Linked DNA regions of Homo sapiens: all the other regions are linked to region 5. The links are chromatin contacts, found by Hi-C or POLR2A ChIA-PET in ENCODE. All regions are on one chromosome and are shown on one strand. The core of a region is the stretch at or near the end of the contact, and the rest is flanking DNA. Distances in the headings are between cores, read along the strand shown.

Region 1 (2,700 bases), core at 116-2,615, 370 kb before region 5:
ACCTACTACAAATCTCCTTTTCAAGGGATATGGATTATGGATTGGAGATTTCCACTTGGTATCAATGATGCTGAAATAACTAGGGTTTTTTTTTTCTTTTTTCCCTAGTAACTTCATTTACCATTGAATTTTGTGGGATTTCAGTTTATTTGAAGCTAGCATTATCTGATTCTCTTCCCGCAGAACTTAGTTCCCTATGGATTATATGACCTGGCATAGTAATCAGGGGGGTTCTTATTTCACTCTATTCAATGTTCTGTCGACTGACAATTTATTTAGTCCTAGTGGAGGCATTCATACTAATGCTTTCATCACACAACTGTGACTCTGCTGGGCCTGTGCACTTTAAAATCCAACTTACATCCAACGTGGGTTTCTCCAAATGGTGTAGCGGCTATCTAAACATAACTGAAATTTCTACTATTAGAACACTATATCACATCTAAATTGAGGCTTAGACCACAAACTTTTGTTTATTTAACCCAAAAATCATTCATAACAATAATTACTAGGGAATACAAATGCCTGTTCTCTAAAACAAAATTTAAAAACCATCTTACTGCTAATATTTGAAATTACTTACAGAATACTAAAAAAGCACACTACCAAATACGTGTCTCACAATTTTTGCCTTAAAAAGTTTTCGGGCTTCTAGTGGGAGTCCTACAGTTGTTTTAACAACAACAAAAATCAATTGATCTTGACTTGCTTTCATTGATAAATCTTTGAAAAGTATAGACTTAGATTAGGACTGAGAGAATTGAAATACAGTGGCCCCTTCTTATATATAGGGGATACATTTTCAGACTCCCAGTGGATGACTGAAACCATAGATAGCACAGAACCTGATTACGTTATGTTTTTTCTTTTTTCTATTTTGAGACAGAGTCTCACTGCTGGTGCAATCTCGGCTCACTGCAACCTCCACCTCCCGAATTCAAGCAATTCTCCTGCCTCAGACCCCCAAATAGCTGGGATTACAGGCATGTGCCACCACGCCCAGCTAATTTTTTGTATTTTTAGTAGAGACAGGGTTTCACCATGTTGGCCAGGCTGGTCTCGAACTCCTGTCCTCAAGTGATCCACCCGCCTCGGCCTCCCAAAGTGCTGGAATTACAAGCATGAGCCACCACACCCCGGCAATGTTTTTTCTTATATATTTGTACCTATGATAAGCTTTCACTTTTTCACTTAAAGGCAGCACTTACAATTCTCTTTGTCCCGTCTGAATTGCAAGCATCACTGCTCTTGCGCTTTGGGTCCATTATAAGTAAAATAAGGATGACTTGAACACAGGAAGTTAATCTGATAACTAAGACGGCTGCCAAGTGACTGCTGGGGGCCGGGGAGGTGTCTACAGCAAGGATATGCTGGACAGAGGGATGACTCATGTCCCAGGCGGAAAGGCACAAGATTTCATCACACTACTCAGAATAGCTTGAAATTTAAAACTTAAGAAAGGTTTATTTCTGGAACTGTCCATTTAATATTTTTCTAACATAGTTGACCTTAGGTAACCGAAACTTCAGAAAGGGAAATGTGAATAAGGGGGCACTATTGTAATCTAGCTTTAACCACTTTTCAGTAATCAAGAGGTGCACAGTATAGATTGAATGTGCATCACTCAGCACAAGGCGTCTAGTGAGAAACTGCAATGATGATGTCGATGACTTTACTGCGTGTGCTCTCCTGGGAATGATGGTCTTGGTTATCACTCAGAAACACTAGCAAACGGGGAAGTGAGGATCTTTAAGAAAAGCTGATTCTCACAATTCCTCTGGGGAGGTTTGTACCATGACTTAGAATCCTATCTCCCTATATATGATGTTTGGTTTTCTCCTCTACCTAGGAAGGGGAGAAGTACTTGAAGTTATCTTCTTGAGTTCTCAATTCCTAAGTCATACTTGGTAGTGTGATTTTGGCCATCAGTGTATGATTTTAAGTATTAGGAATAAGGCCCCACCACCACCCCAACACACTTTTAAATAATAAGACGTTCAGGCCAGGCATGGTGGCTCACGCCTGTAATCCCAGGCACTTTGGGAGGCCTGGCCTCACTTGAGGCCAGGAGTTCGAGACTAGCCTGGCCAACATGGCGAAACCCCATCTCTACTAAAAATACAAAAACTAACAAGGCATGGTGGTGGACGCCTGTAATCCCAGCTACTTGGGAGGCTGAGGCAGGAGAATCGCCTGAACCCGGGAGGCGGAGGTTGCAGTGAGCCAAGATCACGCCACTACACTCCAGCCTGGGCAACAGAGCAAAATTCCGCCAAAAAAACACAAAACAAACGAACAAAAACCAGGAGCTTGCCGTCTAGGCAGCAGCCCACAGAGCAGTAGCTCCCACACTCCAAGCCCCAGACCTGCCTGGAAAGACCTGGGAATAGACCTTGAAGATCTGAGGGTTTACCCTAGTGTGAAACCCCGTTCTGTGCCTGGCCACAGTTATGTCTGGAGGCCAGTGTGGCCAAATAGTAACATTTTAACCACAGGGAGTACAGACAGAAAGGGAGGCTTTCCCTCTGTGCGCCCCCCGGCTGCCCTTTCTCCTGTCCAGCAGAACAGGTTTGAGCTTTTATCATTATTCCAAAAAAATTAATATTTTTGAAGAAGTAGGAAAGTACTTGTACTTGTGAAACACTCAGAATTTCCAATTAGAAAGGCACATATTTAAGGTGCTGCATAAATTTTCTCATG
Region 2 (2,700 bases), core at 23-2,522, 290 kb before region 5:
TAGTTTTCACAGCAAACTTAGGAAGGAGCCATGAGTTGTATGAAGTTCCTGTGGTTGAGGAAGTTTAAATATCATGTTTAAAGACACACAACTCATAAATGATGAAGTTATTACTAGAACTGGGCTAATCTATTCTTATAAGTTTTAGCAAAATGACAGCTATAAATTTCCATTTCCCAGAGTATTTTCATATGTGTTGTCTCATTGATTTTTCACAGTCCTGAACATAGATCAAGGCTCAGTAGAGTGTGGTTGCGATTTTACAGAGGGAAACCCAAGGCTCAGAGAGGTCATGATTTACCCAAACACAGCTCACTTCCAATAGGGCTGCTGAGGCCGTGGCCACGCTCTGCACCAAACAAAGCCAGTGTGCAAATTGGGCCATTGGACCCAGCTCCAGTGCTCATTCACAATCCCACACTGAAAAAAGCAAGAGAACAGAACGAACGCACATGCAAAACCACCTATATGGCATCAAGGAGGTCTTTTTCCTCAAGTATGAGCTAGGCTTTTCCAGCCTGGCTGGAAAGCCTAGCAGAGAATGGGATTCTCTGCTAAGGTCAACAAGATGCGGCGCAGCCACTACCTACGAAGCTGCTTAGCACGCCCCACTGTGTGCCTGCCCAGGGGAGGACACGCAGCCCTAGGGGTCTGCTTATGATTTCTGCCCCTGCTTGTCTCTGCTGCTTGCAGCCAGCGCTGGCTGGACATGGAGAGCCAGCACCGAGTTCCATTGCTTCCATTTGGCACCAAGTGCCTGATGGAGCTGTCCACTCTCAACAAGAAAGGGGCCTGAGGTGTTGGGGCAGAATGAGGGTCCTCGCTTGAGCTCACCTTGACTCTTCTCACAGGCCAGGCCATGAAGGGAAGGGAAACGGAGCAAAGCCAAGAGACAGGGAAAAGTGTGGGGGATAACCTGGGGGCTGGAGGGCTGGTTGGGGGGTGCAAGGGGCGGTCGCGGTGAAATCTGGCCTTACGGGCACGGTGCTAGTGGGGAGAACGTTAAAGGAAGTCACTTTAATCTTCAGAATGAGCTCAGAGGTCCACAGGGTGGATATGGAACCCCTATTCATTCATTTAATATATGATTAGATGTCAGTGTTGTTGGAGTTACATTTTAGGAAATGACTATTCATAATGGAAGTCCTGGCACGGTTTCTTTCTAATCAGCAAAACGGGGTGGTGGGCTCAGCTGTGGCACCCTCGCAAGAGGCTCTTAATTTACGAGTGATGTTAAATTATGCTGGCTGCCAGATAGTCAGATACGGGAAGTGATACAATAAGTCATTGGGGATGTGCTAGTTCTTCTTTTTTCATTTGACAACCACAGGAAGTGGCCATTAGCCAAGCCATCTGAGAGAAAGCATCTGATTGCTCTGCTACGTGCACAGTATCTTGAGTAACTGCAAAAGCCTGAGAGGAAGGACTGCAGGGGGTGGGGATGAGAAGCAGGGTGAGGGGGAGGATAGAGATCTGGGGGTCAGGGCCCTCAGAAGCTAGCATCAGGACAGCTCATGTGGCTTGTTTTTCGCAGGCTCCCCAGGGACTATTCCAGGTTGGGCTAAGCCTAGTCAGGTTTGTCAAAGCCCTACAAAAATAGTTCATGTTATTTCTGTGGCAAATCATGCACAAAGAACTTATGAATAACTAATTTCTTACTTGGCTCTTTTCTAGAAAGGGTAATTCAATACAATGCGCTTTCCAGTCTGTCACAACTGCACGAGGGCAGAGGCAGATTGCAGGTGGGGCAGGACTTCGTAGCCAGGACAAACTTGACTGCAGAGGGTAGCCTGTTCCTCAACCTTCTGAAGCCCTGACTGAGACTTGAAACTGTAGAGAAATTAGCAGGATTCTGGGGAGAACAGAGTCTGGAGAGAACAGAATGGAGTGTGCATGTTTGAAGATGTATAGTTTCTAACAGCAATTTCAGTGCTTGTAGGCAATTTATAAATATTCGAGAAAGATGCTACCATACTTGGCTGAAAGGCTGACGGAGATGGTATTAGGTAACGGAAGTTACAGACAGTGGATGTATGAAGCTGATATTATAGGAGTCCCCTTTCCATCTGGGCAGTATGAACAGGTTGCAACTTACCCTCCTAGTTAGATCCTAGCCGTCTTAGCTTCCTTTTCTGGCATGGCCAGCCATTGCTTTCTGACCTCTTTGAAATAAATACTTTTATGCCCATAAAAAGAGTGTTTTTTTTTTGAATTAAGAAAAAAAGACTTTGATTGGATGGTTTCTAAGCTTTCTTGCACATCGGAGTCACTGGGTGATCTTGATAACATTCCAGTGCCTTTCTTTTCTTTTTTTTTTTTTTTTTTTTTTTTTGAGACAGAGTCTCGCTCTGTCGCCCAGGCTGGAGTGCAGTGGTGTGATCTTGGCTCACTGCAAGCCCCGCCTCCCGGGTTCACGCCATTCTCCTGCCTCAGCCTCTCCGAGTAGCTGGGACTACAGGCACCCACCACCATGCCTGGCTAATTTTTAGTATTTTTAGTAGAGATGGGGTTTCACTGTGGTCTCGATCTCCTGACCTCGTGATCCGCCCGCCTCGGCCTCCCAAAGTGCTGAGGTTACAAGCATGAGCCACCGTGCCCCGCTTTTCAGGGCTTTTCAAAGATCATTTTCTCCAACTCAATGTCCCTGCATTTTCCAGAGTTTGTTTGTTAGCATTGGGTAGCAGTCAGACTGGTTATTTT
Region 3 (2,700 bases), core at 166-2,665, 420 kb before region 5:
ATGCATTAGTGTTTGACACACACACATAGAGCTTTTAATGTCTTTGTCTATTTATAATAACATCTGTATCACTTCTAGATTGGTTTGAGTGAATTGATTGGGGGGGAGGTGGTCTCATGTATTGCATTTTTCTTGCTGCTTTGCATGCCCGTTAATTTCTAATTGTATGCCAGACTTTTACCTTGTTGGGTGGATATTTTTATATTCCTATAAATATCTTTGAGCTTTGTCCTGGGACACAGTTAAGTTAGTTGGAAATAATTTAAGGCATTTGGTCTTACTTTTAAAATGTATTTAGTTGTACTGGAACAATGCTTAGATTAGGTTTAGTTTTTTCCTACCACTGAGGCAAGACCTTTCTGTGTCCCTTACCCGTGGGGAATCCTTCAAGTCTTTCAGTCTTGTTCTTTTCTAGAGCCAGGCACTTTGACCTGGAATCCTTTTGGGTGGTTCCTTCCCTGGCCTCTGGAATTTTCTCTCAAGTATGCAACGATCAGGGTTCAGCTGAATATTTGAGTGGCAGCTCTCCCAGGACTCTCTGAGCTTTGGCTGCCTCGGTTTCCCTGGACTCTTGCTTAGTCTCCTCATGGAGTTGTCTGGAGACTCTCAAGCCAGTGAGTGGGGGCAGTTATAGGCTCACCTCAGTTGTTCCCAACTCTGTGTCATTTGTCCTTAGTTGTCTGATGTCCAGTGGCTTGAAACTTGTTGATACGTTTTGCCAGTTTTTTGGTTGTTTCAGCAGGAAGGTGAATCTGGTTCCTGTTACTATATCTTGCCTGGAAACAGAAGTCCCTCATATATATGCGTTTAGTCAAATAGGTGCACTTTTAGGCCCACCAAATAATACCAGACTAGTAGCTTTTGTAGGTCTCTCTCCAAAAAAAAAAAGATAAATAAAAAATACAAATTTTGGTGAGAAAATACTGTTAGCATTCTTGAACATAACAATTGAAATCTGGATAACAAAACTAATTTTTCTTGCCACAGTTAGAGATATTAATACATATTTTATTTCTTGCCATACAGATAACCCTGAGGTTTCCAGTTTCTTGATTCATTGACTCCTTGGTTTCCCACTTAGTTTGCATGGTGTACCCTAGTCAAAAAGAAATATTTCAGAGTTCTGTTTATTAAATATTTACTCTACAAACAACTTTGAAACAGACTATACATTTTATTTGTAAATAACCACATTTTTACTAATAGCATTTGTATTTTCTTGGGTGCTGTTCAAATTCTCAAACTTTGGAATCAGATTTTTGTACTGCCACCCTCTTTTCTTGTTCCACATTGATTTTTGTATGTTCTTGATTTTTATTACAGCAACCGCTAACAACCTAGCTTTGTAAAGATATGACATCATCAAAAAGAATGTAATGTGACCTTATGTTGAAACAGTCAGATATTCTGAGCTGGTGGTTCACACAGTGTCGGACAGATGGTACCCCTGTAAAATGCTGTGCTGACTCAGAGTTCACTCTTTGGAAATACATAGATGGCCCAGCATAGGATTGTGTCTGATTTTTTTTTTCCCTGTATCCCCTTACAATATGTGGATGCATTTTCATCCTAAAGATGTGTTGATTAAAAATAAAGCAGAAGCATTTACTGTTAAAATTTATTTTTAGCCTTATTGGCTAAGCTCAATCATGTGAATTGTTGCAGAAAGCAGTTTTATTATGCCTGCTTTATTTTCTTTTACTGGAATCTAACAATTAGGTAAATAGTAACTTCTAAAATAAAGGTCCAAAAACAGCAGATATTTATTGTTTGTCTGTGGTACCTTGCTGTGTGCCAGGTGCATTTATATTTACCATTTATATACTACTTATATATTCTTATTTTATTTAAAAACACTTTCTCTAAAACTTAAAACAGCGATTCTGAAATTATGCCAACTCTACTTAACCTCCCTGTAGCTTAACCAGGTTTTCAACATGGGGATATTTCTTACTAGAAGACATTAAGGAAATGAAATATAGATATTCTCTATGAAACTAGTATTTATGACTTGATATAATTAAAGAGTAGCCTTACAGTTAATTTTAAGGTATGGTCTGATGGGAATGTAGATAAAACTATTTTCATAATTACCGCATGAAATACTTAAAACAAGTGGTAGTCATCTTACACAATAACATCTATATGCAAAATACCTTTTCTAATGCTGAATACAACCAATGTCATTAAAAGCAGTTGTAATGAAGTGGAAAGATCACTGAATTAGAGAATGAAAACTTTGATTCAGTTCCTAAATTGACAGCCTGTTAGCTGTGTGACATTGAGAGGTGACCCCCTTAACCTTGATGACCTTCTGTTTACTTATAAGTAAAATGCAGAAATAATGACATGTTTCTCAAAGTGTTTTTCATGGTAATGTAAGGACAGTATCAGATGTATGTTGTATGATACTACATACATGATGATGATGTATGCTTCTAGTGCATAGGAGCACGCTTGGGGCTGATCTTTAGCATCTGGTTCTGTGCCTGGTAGATAGTAAGTGCTCAGTAAATACTTGTTGGATTAATTATCATTTGACCCAGTAGTCTCACATTCAATCAAACTTTGAGGACCCAGAAAAATAATTCAAAGACTTGTGCCATCATAGCAAAATAATGCAAACATAGCTGAAATAATTGACAACAGGTTAGTATTATGAAAGATGTGCTCTCTCTTTAAAGAGAATAATTTTAATCA
Region 4 (2,700 bases), core at 116-2,615, 400 kb before region 5:
TATCCGTCTAAAATAACAATCAACTTTGGAGGTGTTTTTTTTTTAATCTATAAATTGATGTGGCTCTACTAATGCTAGTATGTAGCCGGAGTTGTGAATCATATAAATCCTTCAGAAGTTTATCATGCCTGTTAAGATTACTATTACTATTAATAAAATCACAGATTGTATCGTATTTAGCATTAGAAGAAGTAAGTACTTATTATTGAGACTTGGCTTTTGTTTTTCTGAGATTGTTACTTTTCAGTGGATCTGTTTATACCTTGTTGAAGAGAGGCAGAACATATTGTCCTAAGGTACAAATCTTTGTTAGTTTTATATAGTTTTAATGGAGGAGGAGCATCATATTTGTGTGTGTTTGAGTGTTTTAAGCTTTTCTGGTTAAATAAAGTGCCTGACACTTTCCCTCTACCTTGCTTTATGTGTGGAAAGTTGTTGATTGGTTACACAGGTATTGAGAACTGAAAAAGGAGAAAGACAGGCTGTAATACAGATTTAGAGACTGCAAAAAAAGCATCTTTTACCCCAGGGCTGGAATAAAAGAGAAGAAAGCCTGTGTAATGATGAAACCAAGACCCTGGCTTGGTGTCTCTCAGCTACTTCAAGAACCTCAGGAGCTCAGAGGGGAGAACCCTAGCTGGCTGCTTCTGGTGTGCATGGAGGGAAGGGGCTGCACGATGAGACTGGTTCTAGAGGTGCTGGGAAAGAAGCATGGAGCCAGGAGACAGCTGCCTCTGGCAAGTGCATAGCTGAAAGGAGCGCACATGGGAAAGAGAACATCTCTTTCCCTCATCCAGCTCTTCAGGGTCGGCTGCTTTACACCCACACTATGCCTCAGTTCTGAGAACCTCACAGAAAACCGGCTGGCAAAGAAGTAGTAGTTGTAGAGCCCTACACTTAAGCATTGGAAAGCATATGGCAGTTCAGTTTGGAACTTAGTAACTGCCACATCATCTTGGAGAAAAACTCAAGAAATATGAAAGCATATTTTTCTACCAGCTGTATAGGATAAGTTGGAATAAGTTGATCAACCAGATGAATATTCAGCTGTGTACCTGACATCTCCACTTAGGTGTTTAAGATAAGTATTTCAGATGTAACCTTTCAAGAGAGAACTTCTGATTCCATATTCCTCAATTTTTATCTCATTACATGGAGCCACCGTCTACTTTATTGCTTAAATCAAGAACCTAAACAACATTGTTCAATTTCTCCTTTTCCCTTACCCTCTGTGTCCAACTGATCATCATGCCTTGTCAGGTTAACATAACTCTTTTCATCTCTGTTACAACCTCTACCCCAGTCCAGTTCATCCTCTCTGTTGCCTGGACAATGTTAAAGCTCATGACCTATCTCAGTAATCACGCTGGCGCCCCCAGCAGTCCATCCACAAAATAGCACAGTGAGGCTTTAAAGACAAATCCTTTTTTGTCACTTCCCTCTCATAAACCCCTTTGTTTAAGTCAATCAAATTATCTGTCATCTTCTGTCTGCCAAAGCTGTCGGAGCAGATCAAGGTGGTAATTGGCATCAAAATTCTTCATAAAATGTGGTCACTCATCATTTTTTCTTTTCTCTGATATTTGTTATTCTTCAATTAAATTAGTCATGTATTTTTTTGTTTGGAAAACCTTTTCTACCCATTATTTCAAATTTATAGAAAACTAATTCATTTTTTAAAATATGTTGAGCACATTCATTTTTGCAAGGCTTTGGGGGTTACAAGGAACATGGGTTTATTGGTTATTGGTTAGTTTATGGATACAATTCATGATAAATTTCTTTAAAAATCAAAAAATAGAAAAACTGAGATAGCACATGGCTATATATGATTGATCACCCCAAAAATAAGCAGCATGAATTTATAAAAGCAAGACCAGTATGCGTGAGAGTTCTTAGAAAAGCCTGCACTCAGGAGAATCGCTTGAACCAGGGAGTTGGAGGTTGCAGTGAGCCAAGATCACGCCACAGCACTGAAGCCTAGCGACAGAGCGAAACTCCAGCTCAAAAAAAAAAAAAAAAAAAAAGCCTGCACTCTGAGAGAAAACGATGATCTGTGTTATTGAGGAACACATAGGATGCTTCCAATAGGAGCCTAACTTGGAGAGGAAAGTACCAGGTCTACTCGGGGATTGTGGACAGATGATTTTGACTAATGCAAAACATTTGCAAGCAAGGTTGCTCATGTAAACTGTTCAATGCCCTGAATGCTGGAGAATTTGGGCCTTTGTGATAGGCAGTGGTTCGAATTATTTTTTTAGTTGACATAGTTTTAATGATTTGGAAATACACATTTGTTTCAGCTCTCTGGTGATTACTTTGTTGTAGTTTTTTTTTAAAAGTATATAGATCTAAAAATACTAAATAAACATGATTTTCTTACTTTCTAACATGTGGTCTGATGAATTCAAAAGATACTTCCACTTAAAGGCATCATAAGACTGGAGAAGGTATAATGTAATGGTTAAACATGAGGACTTTGAATCAGGTATTCTGGGTTGGAAGCCAGGTTTGCAATGTGAACTTTTGTGGCTTTGGATAAGCTGCCTACCCTGCCTGAGCCTCAGGGATAATGCACTGCCAATACCACACATTTGTTAGGAAGCGTAAATGATTGGATAATGAAGATCTAGTGTCTAAGTCTAGAAAAGTTGAACAATGTATAAATTACATTAAACGTGACCTGTTTGTATCCTTTTA
Region 5 (2,700 bases), core at 100-2,599:
AGGAATGGACATTCTTCAGCTTCTCTTCCCTGAAGTCACATTTCCAATGAAAAGACTGAGACCCAATCTAAGCGCAAATGCTTGGTATTATCATTTACGTACATTACATTGTATCCCCCTGCAATTCTGCCTCCTGCCAAAACTTTACAGTGTACATCATGTACCCATTCCAATAGTAGCTTTCCTGGGGAAAATGAAAAGTACATAAAAGTACTGGCTATGTGGAAATAACACCTTTATATAACATTGATCCTTAGTAAGATCAAAACATAGGATAAAAGTAATCATGTTCTCAGAAGCAACACATGAGTACATGAAAATCAGTGTGTGGTCTATTTGCTTTTCTCTTTTGGATTATTTATAGAGATAGTTGTGGCATTTCAACAAGAGAATGGCCACGTTTGATTGTCTTACCCATGAGGGGTGTGTTATGTATACACTCTCCTAAGGCTTGGGAGGGAATAAAGTGTTCCTCTCTCCTGCAAATGCCGTAATTTACTAGCCACTTGCACCTGTCATGCTGCACATTTCTCTCCCAGTGGGAATACTACGTATGCCTTCAATAAGCCACCATCCCTGGCAACTAAAGGAAGGGCAGAAAGCTGTGTGTGTCCATTAAGTCTATTTTGCACCTTTGATCTTCTTGCTTGGCCACTTTATTTGTCATCTTTCCAACTCTTCTGGCTAAAGTGGTGCGGCTTTCACCTTAAATCAAGTATTTTCCATTCTTTAGCAATTTAATTTGTAAATCTTTTACAGCACGTTTTTGCTTTGGTTTGATCCCTTCTGGAGAAGGTGGATGTTGGGGATATGGAAGAAAGAGTTTAAGAAAAAATAATCCAGATTATAGGGGTGAACATCATCAAAATACAGCTTCCTCAAAACAATGTGCTTCTCTCATTTGCAGACATTATTTCTGAAGAGTTATATTTGTCCCTTGTTTCAATGGAAGTAGTTTATTTCCATTTATTTTCAACTTTTCTCTCGCATTTTGTATTTTCTGCATTATTTTTGATAGAAAGTGGGCATACTTGAGTTGTCAACCATGTAGGGAAACTTTTAAGTTCTTTTAATATTTTCAACAGGAGCCCTATAATTGGATAATTATTTTTTTAAAATACTTTTTGGCTTGTTCTACTTTTTCCCTTTTGGGCTGTCTTACTATGTTTGAAAATGCACACACGATAAAACCTAATAATAGTAATTCCGTGCACAGATTTTCCTCATGGCAACGTTCTTGAACCATGATCACACTTTCATAATGCGGCGTCCTAGTGGCCAGATGACATTTCTGGCTCGTCACTTGTTGAGCCATCTTAACCTTGAACCAGCTTTGAGTCCTTCACAGTCAGTGCTAGCGGACAGAGCCCCCTGCTGGAAGTTCTGGGCACCTGTATTTCCCCTGGAAACGGAAGGTCACTCCCCAAGGCTGGGAGACCAGGAGGCTGGAATATACCCAATTCGTGAAAAAAATGGACAGAAAGCATTCGACTGACAGCATGAGTCAATAAAACCTCAAATTATTTTTTCAATACACTTCCTTTCCTTTTGAAAGTTTGGGTAAGAAAGGCAAATACCAGATCTCTTTAAACGATCTATTGTTTCTCAAATTAGAATTTCCTAAGAAATGATTCTTTTGGTTAATAAAAGGTATGCCAGCAGTGGGGTGGGTATTATATTTTCTCATTTCAAATTTTGGAAATGGTGGATTAAATACAATTAAACATGATTCTTTGTTGCAGAACTTCTCAGTGCCTTTAATATGAAAAGTGCATTTTGTACAACAGAGTTTTTCCTAAACTTGTTTGACCATGGGCATTTATTTTGTGGCACATTTATTAATGTTTTTGGAAGAGTGCTTCGCAGAATATCAGTTTAGGAAATCCACTGATGTTCTTCACTCATTTTTCTAAGGCTTCTGTTTCAAAGAATACTTCAATTTTATTCTAATTATACCACTGTACATACAACTGCGGGAAGGCTATTTCTTAATATTCTAATGCTGAGAGACACAATGCTTGGCACTTGGATAGTCAGGGAAGTTTTTATTCATTTGAGTCTTGGCTCATTTTTTGTGCTATCTTTATGAATATCTTCGTTTAGACATAGGTTCATCCATATTTTATAAAAATGATTTTTCCTTAGTTTTAATGGACATACTTTAACAGTTAGCAGTGTTTGAAAAGAAGACTTAAGAATTATATGCATCTTAGATTTATAGGCCAATAAAGTATTGATTCTATGTAGGAAAGAGTGAGCTGGTCTCATACAGGTATTTTGGGATCAAGCGCTTCTCATAAAATCAGTGTTTGAAAAGGAAATTATCATATTACTCTTCATATTATAGTGGTTTTGTTACTTTAAAAGTGCTCTTATGGGATCATACACAGGTGCATACTCACTTTATAGGTGTGACTGGGCAATGGAAGTGTTTACTAGAAAATATCTCATGAGAAAACTTAGATTTTCTAGGGTTTCCAGTTTGAAACATTCACAAGGTTCTGATTACTTAAATTACATTTTAATAAACAAATGTTCTGGTCTAATCCAGATCTTGTGATTTCTCTGTAGCTGGTTACTTCTTACTGTATCAACTAAATGTAAGAAACAGTTCTCCGTGTAGAATTCAAGTGTTGTCCTATTTTTTATTAGCTGCTAGAAGAGAGTGCCCCAAGTTTTTCCTCCAGGGCACATGGTTTG

What was found. Hi-C counts contacts between places; a loop is a spot of excess contacts on that map. ChIA-PET counts read pairs that join two places held with the same protein, here RNA polymerase II (POLR2A). Pooled maps may share reads with other maps.
Region 1: a map of gastrocnemius medialis shows a loop between it and region 5 (8-fold over the local background). The contact joins two enhancer-like sites. A Hi-C loop is called at or near these places in 42 of 168 maps with a recorded cell type or tissue (A673, Calu3, GM12878 and 19 more), 17 of 37 single-sample maps with no recorded cell type and 28 of 50 pooled maps. POLR2A ChIA-PET finds 5 or more read pairs at or near these places in 2 of 52 experiments (HEK293 and WTC11).
Region 2: a map of natural killer cell shows a loop between it and region 5 (4-fold over the local background). The contact joins two enhancer-like sites. A Hi-C loop is called at or near these places in 7 of 168 maps with a recorded cell type or tissue (B cell, CD14-positive monocyte, GM12878 and 4 more), 37 of 37 single-sample maps with no recorded cell type and 15 of 50 pooled maps.
Region 3: a map of IMR-90 shows a loop between it and region 5 (6-fold over the local background). The contact joins two enhancer-like sites. A Hi-C loop is called at or near these places in 2 of 168 maps with a recorded cell type or tissue (IMR-90 and gastrocnemius medialis) and 4 of 50 pooled maps. POLR2A ChIA-PET finds 5 or more read pairs at or near these places in 1 of 52 experiments (AG04449).
Region 4: a map of K562 shows a loop between it and region 5 (9-fold over the local background). The contact joins two enhancer-like sites. A Hi-C loop is called at or near these places in 5 of 168 maps with a recorded cell type or tissue (B cell, HCT116, K562 and 2 more), 17 of 37 single-sample maps with no recorded cell type and 14 of 50 pooled maps. POLR2A ChIA-PET finds 5 or more read pairs at or near these places in 2 of 52 experiments (B cell and MCF 10A).

Annotation. Positions count from the first base shown.
Region 1 is chr6:163,584,651-163,587,350 of GRCh38, forward strand. No RefSeq gene overlaps it. Among named protein-coding and RNA genes, the nearest start is that of QKI, 170 kb to the left of the region's middle. Within about 2 kb of position 1,366, at least 9 of the 41 ENCODE cell types and tissues checked have a DNase peak (open chromatin) inside an H3K27ac peak, as active enhancers do; they include gastrocnemius medialis, left ventricle myocardium inferior and psoas muscle, where a contact is called at or near this core.
Region 2 is chr6:163,666,544-163,669,243 of GRCh38, forward strand. The region is part of intron 1 of LOC102724152 (a long non-coding RNA gene); the gene reads right to left. Among named protein-coding and RNA genes, the nearest start is that of QKI, 250 kb to the left of the region's middle. Within about 2 kb of position 1,273, at least 6 of the 41 ENCODE cell types and tissues checked have a DNase peak (open chromatin) inside an H3K27ac peak, as active enhancers do.
Region 3 is chr6:163,532,261-163,534,960 of GRCh38, forward strand. All of the region lies in intron 3 of QKI (QKI, KH domain containing RNA binding), which reads left to right. Among named protein-coding and RNA genes, the nearest start is that of QKI, 120 kb to the left of the region's middle. Within about 2 kb of position 1,416, at least 4 of the 41 ENCODE cell types and tissues checked have a DNase peak (open chromatin) inside an H3K27ac peak, as active enhancers do; they include gastrocnemius medialis, where a contact is called at or near this core.
Region 4 is chr6:163,553,504-163,556,203 of GRCh38, forward strand. All of the region lies in intron 4 of QKI (QKI, KH domain containing RNA binding), which reads left to right. Among named protein-coding and RNA genes, the nearest start is that of QKI, 140 kb to the left of the region's middle. Within about 2 kb of position 1,366, at least 5 of the 41 ENCODE cell types and tissues checked have a DNase peak (open chromatin) inside an H3K27ac peak, as active enhancers do.
Region 5 is chr6:163,955,447-163,958,146 of GRCh38, forward strand. The region is part of intron 4 of LOC105378102 (a long non-coding RNA gene); the gene reads left to right. Among named protein-coding and RNA genes, the nearest start is that of QKI, 540 kb to the left of the region's middle. Within about 2 kb of position 1,350, at least 4 of the 41 ENCODE cell types and tissues checked have a DNase peak (open chromatin) inside an H3K27ac peak, as active enhancers do; they include gastrocnemius medialis, left ventricle myocardium inferior and psoas muscle, where a contact is called at or near this core.